2 separate regions of the Mus musculus genome follow, and region 1 is linked to region 2. A link is a contact called in ENCODE POLR2A ChIA-PET data. All regions are on one chromosome and are shown on one strand. The core of a region is the stretch at or near the end of the contact, and the rest is flanking DNA. Distances in the headings are between cores, read along the strand shown. Region 1 holds the start of 1110038B12Rik (RIKEN cDNA 1110038B12 gene). Region 2 holds the start of Rnf5 (ring finger protein 5).

The links. ChIA-PET counts read pairs that join two places held with the same protein, here RNA polymerase II (POLR2A).
Region 1: POLR2A ChIA-PET joins it to region 2 with 12 read pairs in embryonic stem cell. The contact joins the promoter of 1110038B12Rik here to the promoter of Rnf5 in region 2. POLR2A ChIA-PET finds 5 or more read pairs at or near these places in 4 of 5 experiments (Patski and embryonic stem cell).

What each region holds. Positions count from the first base shown.
Region 1 is chr17:34,950,528-34,953,934 of GRCm38, forward strand. 1110038B12Rik (RIKEN cDNA 1110038B12 gene) reads right to left here and starts at 1,944. Exons shown (of 4, transcript NR_015536.1): 1 at 1,825-1,944; 2 at 1,609-1,646; 3 at 1,358-1,398. LOC115488834 (a small nucleolar RNA gene) reads right to left here and starts at 1,548; the gene lies at 1,486-1,548. It overlaps Snord52 (small nucleolar RNA, C/D box 52), which reads right to left and starts at 481; the gene lies at 423-481.
Region 2 is chr17:34,601,747-34,604,983 of GRCm38, forward strand. It overlaps Rnf5 (ring finger protein 5), which reads right to left and starts at 1,815. Exons shown (of 6, transcript NM_019403.3): 1 at 1,588-1,815; 2 at 545-563; 3 at 339-451; 4 at 188-242; 5 at 1-112. The coding sequence starts at 1,727. It also overlaps a transcript of Agpat1 not described here.

The sequences.
Region 1 (3,407 bases), core at 694-3,193, 350 kb after region 2:
TTTATGTGTTTCTAAAACCAGGATATTCCAACAAGGTCAGCTTTACAATCTGCACAGCGGGTTCATTGTGCTAACTTTACAGGCCCTAGTGACATCATACAAAGCCTTCAACAACCCCTCCACCCCGCCTTTACTGCTTTATTACCCTGAAAAGTGAGCTAACCACCCACCTTCATGTGGGCAGGACAAAGGGCTGGCTCTCATTAGATGATTAGCTCATTCAGGTCACATCTAGGTCACTTCCACCTTTGTCTGGATTCCAAGGTTAGCCCTCATCTAGGTGAGGGGATGGGGCCCCTGTGAAGTCCTCAGAGCTCACCCTGGAGAGTTAAGATGGGCACAATGAGAAACAGGAGAGCAGGGTATGTTCCTCACCAGAGCCAGTGTTGGCACACTGGGCTCAATCTCAAGAGGTTCCCCAAATGAGTCAGATTTATAGCTGACATCAAGGACAGCGTCAGAGACTCTAGTCTGTGAAATCATCACTCTCAATTGAGGGAGACCAGAACCTAGGGTACCACCCAGGGAATGTCAATCCGATAGACACAGGATGCGGTAGCCAGTGTGTGTAGTTAGGCTTCGGACTGTTGCAGAGCTATATAAAGCCAAAACTCCTGGGGACTGAAATTTAACTGCTAAAACCTTTAACGAAAAAAGGTGGCATGGGCCGGAGAGATGGCTCATAACCATGTGTAATGGGATCTGACGCCCTCTTCTGGTGTGTCTGAAGACAGCAATAGTGTACTCACAAACATCTAAATCTTAAAAAAAAAAAAAAAAAGGTGGTTGGAGCCAGGACTAAGGCCATCCTGAATTGAGAGCCCGTCTAAATACCCAAAAGCATAGTCTAAAACAGTGGCTCTCAACCTGTGTCACCAAGGAACCCTTACATAGGGGTCCCAGACAGGACAGCCTGTGTTATCACAATAGCAAACTTTAGTTATGAAGATACAAGGAAAATAAAACCGATGGTTAGGAACATCACAGCCCGAGGAACTGCATTAAAGGCCCTCAGGAAGGCTGAGACCCACTGCCGTGGACTAGCATACAGAACTTAAAGGCACAAGAAATAATCAAGGCAGCTCCTGGATCCACCATAGATTTAGAGTTAGGGAGATTAGTTAAGATCTAAAAACAAAAAGATGGCTGGGTGGTAGCTTGCTTGGAGACTGGCTAATGCAGGCAGGATATTAAGAACAAAACAAGGGCCAGTCGGTGGTGCTGTATGCATTTAATTCCAGAGAGTAGAGGCAGGCGGATCTGAGATCAGGGCTACATGGAGAAACCCTGTCTCGAATCCACCCCTTCCAAAAAGTCAAGCCAAGAGACAAGCATGCCAGTGAAACCTAAGACTAACCTTTCTTCAGGTGTAGGCAGCTGGCGTGTGTCCTCAAATCCCTACCAGAAAGCAAGACACAGAGGTAAATTACTCAGAACTCTAGGCCACTCAAAACCCACGCCACTGCCGATTTTGGACCCGGGGACGGTCAGCGCGCTGCGGTGATGGCGTCAGCGAGACACTCAGAATCACCAGAAATCATCATTACTGTCCTCTCCCCGAAACCAGCCCCTCCTCACACCGCCTACCTCTCGCCAGCATGCGCTTACCATTGTGCTACTGGGTACGGCTGGCGTGGGCCAGGAACCTGGAAGAGATCATTGAATGAGCACAGGTCGTAGAGACCCCGGCCTGCAGCCCCCACCCCGGCCTGGGTCAGTTACAAGGAGTGGCGTCACGTGGACATCAGAAACTCTAGTCTGTAAATGTGGGTCATCATACCCGGCCCCACACCGCAGAGCCCTCCCCACAGGACCCCAGGATACCTGCGGCACGAGGCGGACCCATGCCTTGCTCTCCGGAGTCCTCAGACCCTGCCCAGACCGGTGGAGAACAAAGAAGGGTGAAAACACGGCAAACCGTGTGGGCGGGTGCACAAAGAGACCCGTGTGCCGCCCGCCTCGGCCATTTATACCCACGCCTGGCCCGGGGGTCCTGACGGACATAGTCGTCTTCTCATATGCCTGACTTGATCGCGCTGACAAATGCGAAGGGAACAAAGAGGAATCATGTTTCTTACTGTCCTAAGTAGAGAATCATGTATATGACGACAATTTGATAAACTACCAATCCAAAGGAAAGAAAAAAAAAAAAGAAAGAAAGAAACAGGCAGCCTAATCGGCCAAGATTGGGTAAAGACCCTGGAGCTCCTACAGGATAGGTCAGCTCTTTGGTCTCCTTTAGGCTTATGGCTTTGCGGATTCTGTACTCATGTTTGGATCCAGTCTACCCAGGAGGACTCATATTGCCTACACCTAGCAGAAAAATCTGAATTTGCACCTCAGCTTCTGCTCTCCGTTAAAAAGAAAAAAAAAAGAAAAAAAAAAGATTACTGAGTGCTCTGCTGCATGTACACGTGCGTGCCAGAAGAGGGCATCAGATTCCCTTATACATGGTCACGAGCATTTGGTTGCTGGGAATTGAACTCAGGACTTCAGGAAAAGCAACCAGTGCTCTTAACTGGTGAGCCATCTCACCAGCCCCAACATTTTTATTTAAAGGGGGATAAAAGCCACACACACACAAACACACATCTGGCTCATAGTCTAAGATGGGTTCCAACCATGCCTACAATTACAGGCGTGACACACTACTATGTTGAGAGAGAGAGAGAGAGAGAGAGAGAGAGAGGGGGGGGGGGTCGGTTTCAAGACCGGGTTTCTCTGTGTAACCCTGACTGTCCTGGAACTTGCTCTGTAGACTAGGCTGGCCTCGAACTCACAGATATCTACTTGCCTCTGCCCTGAGTGCTGGGATTAAAGGCATACAACACCACTGGCCAGCTTTTAAGAAATATTTTTAGATTGATTGTATTTGTGTCTATGTGTGTTAGAGGAAGTTGTAAGCCACCTGGTGATAGGTGCTGGGAACTGAAGCCAGGTCCTTAGAAAGATCAGTAAGTGCTCCTGACCACTGAGCCACTGCTCCAGCCCCTTTGTCTTTTTTTTTTTTTTTGAGACAGCAATTCTGTACCATGACGGTCAACATTCCTACTTCCTTTTCCTAAATGCTGAAATTACATGTGCAAGGCACTATACGCTTCTCTATCTTCATTTTAAAATACATTTTAGCCAGAAGCAGTGGTGCACAACTTTAATCCTAGCACTTGAGAGGCAGGGGCAGGTAGATCTCTTTGAGTTCAAGGCCAGCCTGGGCTACGCAGTGATGAGATAGTGCCTCAGAACATAACTAAAATTTAAAATCTAAGAATCCTATAGTAGCCGGGCAGTGGTGGCACATGCCTTTAATCCCAGTACTTGGGAGGCAGAGGCAGGCAGATTTCTGAGTTCAAGGCCAGCCTGGTCTACAGAGTTAGTTCCAGGACAGCCAGGGCTACACAGAGAAACCC
Region 2 (3,237 bases), core at 565-3,064:
CTCTTCTGAAAGGTTCATGGGCATTGAACACGGTGGTGAAAAAGCCAAAGGGGAAGGCACCGACACCAAAGGAGAAGTGGAATCCCCCGGCATCACCAAATGGCTGGAACCCCTAGGGAGGCAGGGAAGATGAGGGAAGCCCATAGGCTTGGGCAAAGGAGGGACACGGCTGGACAAGGAGACTCACCCCTCTGCTCTCTGGAGCTGGTCGCTGGCCCTGAGGGCGGGGTGGAGTTTTCAATCTGAGAGGAAGGAGAGAGGCAGGCAGCACCTTTCACACCCTGTCTCGGGATGGGACAGAAGCCTGCAGCTCCCCTCAGCATCGTGTTGGGTCTCACCTGGGATCCTGTGGCTTCTGGCTCCCTCGCCCATAAAGAGGGACGACCTTCTCCCTGCTGATGCCAGCTTTACACACCGGGCATTCTTGCCGGTCTGGCCGGGTCTCCAGCCACTGCAAAGGAAATATGAAGTGTTTTCAAGTACAAAGAGCATCTCGGAGCTCCTTGACCCTCCCTGTTTCCCAGTCCACCTCATGAACACATACCTGGTGAAGACAGGGCCAACTGGATGAAAAACAAACAAAAAGCACACGTCAAACTACAGAAGAGAGCTGCAGACCCCAGAACATGGAAGCCCACCCACCACCTGTCTCCCAGGCACTGCTGCTCTACTGCTCCATTTCTCTCCATATTCCCAACAGCTTCTAGCATACTTGCTAACTTGACTTTTCCAGCTTCTTGCCTTTGATACTTGACATTTAAAGGTACTCACATTGGGTCCTCAACATCCTCCACACATTTGATCCTTTTCTCTCTTCCGGTGTCTCCTCTCTGTCTCTCCCTGTCTGTCTCCCTCTACACACACACACACACACACACACACACCTTCAACCTCCCCCTTTCTGCCTCCGAACTTGACTTCCCAATTCAACAGGTTTCCTTTCAGCCTGAACTCCATTCTTGCTCCTAATCCTCCAGACTCCCATGGTTTTCAGACACCCACATTGTTCCTCTCCTCCTTACTTCAAGCTCAGTAAAACCCCTCTCTCCATGACCCTTCACCCTCTCCATCTTGTCCTTACACAATGCCATTGTCTTCAGGTTTGACAAATCACCCCCTCCCACATCTCATCTTAATATGACCCACATCTAGGTCCATAGTCCCTAGATCTTCCCTCCTCCTCCGACAGGCACATCCCCTAAACTGAAAAGTCTCTCATCTATTTTATCTCAACACCTGGGTAGGTCTAACGGGGTACTGTGGTTCAGGTCTCGAATGGAGGAATATGCAGCGTCCCCCATTTCCCATTCCTCCTCATAACATACCATGCACCAGCTCATAGGACCCTCCCTGGAAAGATATCTCATTTGCACAGATGTGACCCTTCCCGCACCCCCACCCCATCTACATACATCAGCAAAGACACAAGTCCTCACTTTAGGCCTCCCCTACGTGTATGTGGGGAGGTGGGGTGGGACATATGCCCTCTGGTCATCTGAAAAAAACTGCATGGTCCCCGCTCTCGGCCTCCCCAGCACAAAGACGAACCCCGCCGCCTCACCCCAAGCCCCTGACTCGGATTCTCACCAATACAGGTGGCCACACACGCTGACCACAGCTTCGCGAGCTGTCTCCAGACATATATTACATTCGAAGGTCGCGCTCGCCCCGCCCCGCTCGCGATTTGGCCCTTCGGGGCCCCCGTCTTCTTCCTCCGCTGCTGCCATGGCAAGTTCTGCTTCGCCCCCACGTAGCCCTCAGTACCCCCAGGCACACACACATATACACTAACACAGGGCACACACACAGGCACACACACACTCACGCCCCAACAAAGCAGGTCCGCCTTCGGCCCAGGATCGTTGGGCAAACTTCAAGTTTTTCTCATCATTATTGGTCGAGGTACCTGCCAATCATATAGAATTCAAAGGACACGATTGATCCAAAGAGTGGGGGCGGAAAAAGGTGTGTGTGGGGCCCCTACCCTTGCACGATGATGATTGGCTGATAGGGCTTCAGTAACTATGCACTGCCGAGGGATTGGTCATAATGAGCTAGGCCTGTGTTGTCACTCAGCTAAAGAGGCTTTGATTCGTCAGTTCAGCTGCCAGTCATAACCAAAGCTCAGAAGGGATTGGCTCAGGCCTACAGAACTCGCCCACCATAAGCCTCTTTTTTTCCTTCTCTTCCTCTTTCTTAGAAGGTCCGGGTTCCTATTGGACTTTAGAGCGAATGGTTCCAAATCAAATGATTGGCTGGCATGACACGGAAGAATGAGCATGCGCAATAAGCGGGGGGGGGGGGCGTGGAATAGGCCAACCCAGACGAAGGCGGTGTCGACTCCAGTCCCGCCCCTTCACTCGCTCTCTCTCGTCACCATGGCAACCCCTCCGCTATTGGCGGGGCCTTAGGTTCAAAGGCCTCGACTCGGCCTTATCCGGGTCTTTCCGCCCGGACTCTCTCCGCTTGATTGGGCGGTTTACTCCGCCGCTGATTGGCCGAGATCTGGAGAGACGGTGCAGAGCTAAGGGGGGAGGGGGAAGGGCAGAAGTACCAGGGTCGCAGGGTTCAAGATGGCTCCGGCCTCCTTGGGTGACGTAGAGGGAAGACCTTGGGTCCGCCCCTCCCTCTCGGAGAAGCGGGGAGCAGAGCTGGGGTTAGCCCGACGCGTGGATGGTGCGGCCGTCGGTCTGTGGCGCCGGTGTTAACCCCACTCTCTCGGTTGGACGACTTAGCCTCTCTAGGTGATTCTCACAGCAGGACCGAGCCAAAGGCCCACCGTTGTAATGTGACACAGCAGACCACAGTGGACCCCCACTCCGTCCTAAACCTTACAAGCAGAAAAGGACTGGTTCCACCCTCTTGGGAGTGGGCGCCCAAAGGACAGAGGCCGACCCCTAGGTGACCCGCCGTAGAATGGGGTAGATCCGCCCCTTCCTTGTAGTTTGCCCTGCATAGATTTGGATCTTTTTCCTGGCTGGACGGCTGGCAGCTAGGGCCTTTCCAGCACTCAGTGACCCTCACTATGGCCCAAGGCCCAGAATTAGGTAACAGTCCTCGCATTCGCAAGGGCTCTTCACCAAGCCATGTAAATCACCCAGGGCAAAGGTGTCCATGGGCGGGAGACGAGAACACGCTAGCTAAGGATTATTCAATACCTTGATAAAGGACCTGTGTGACTGAGGAATAAAGAAAGGTGAGAAGCTGGGACTCTCTATAGGAGGAGGTACGGAGAAG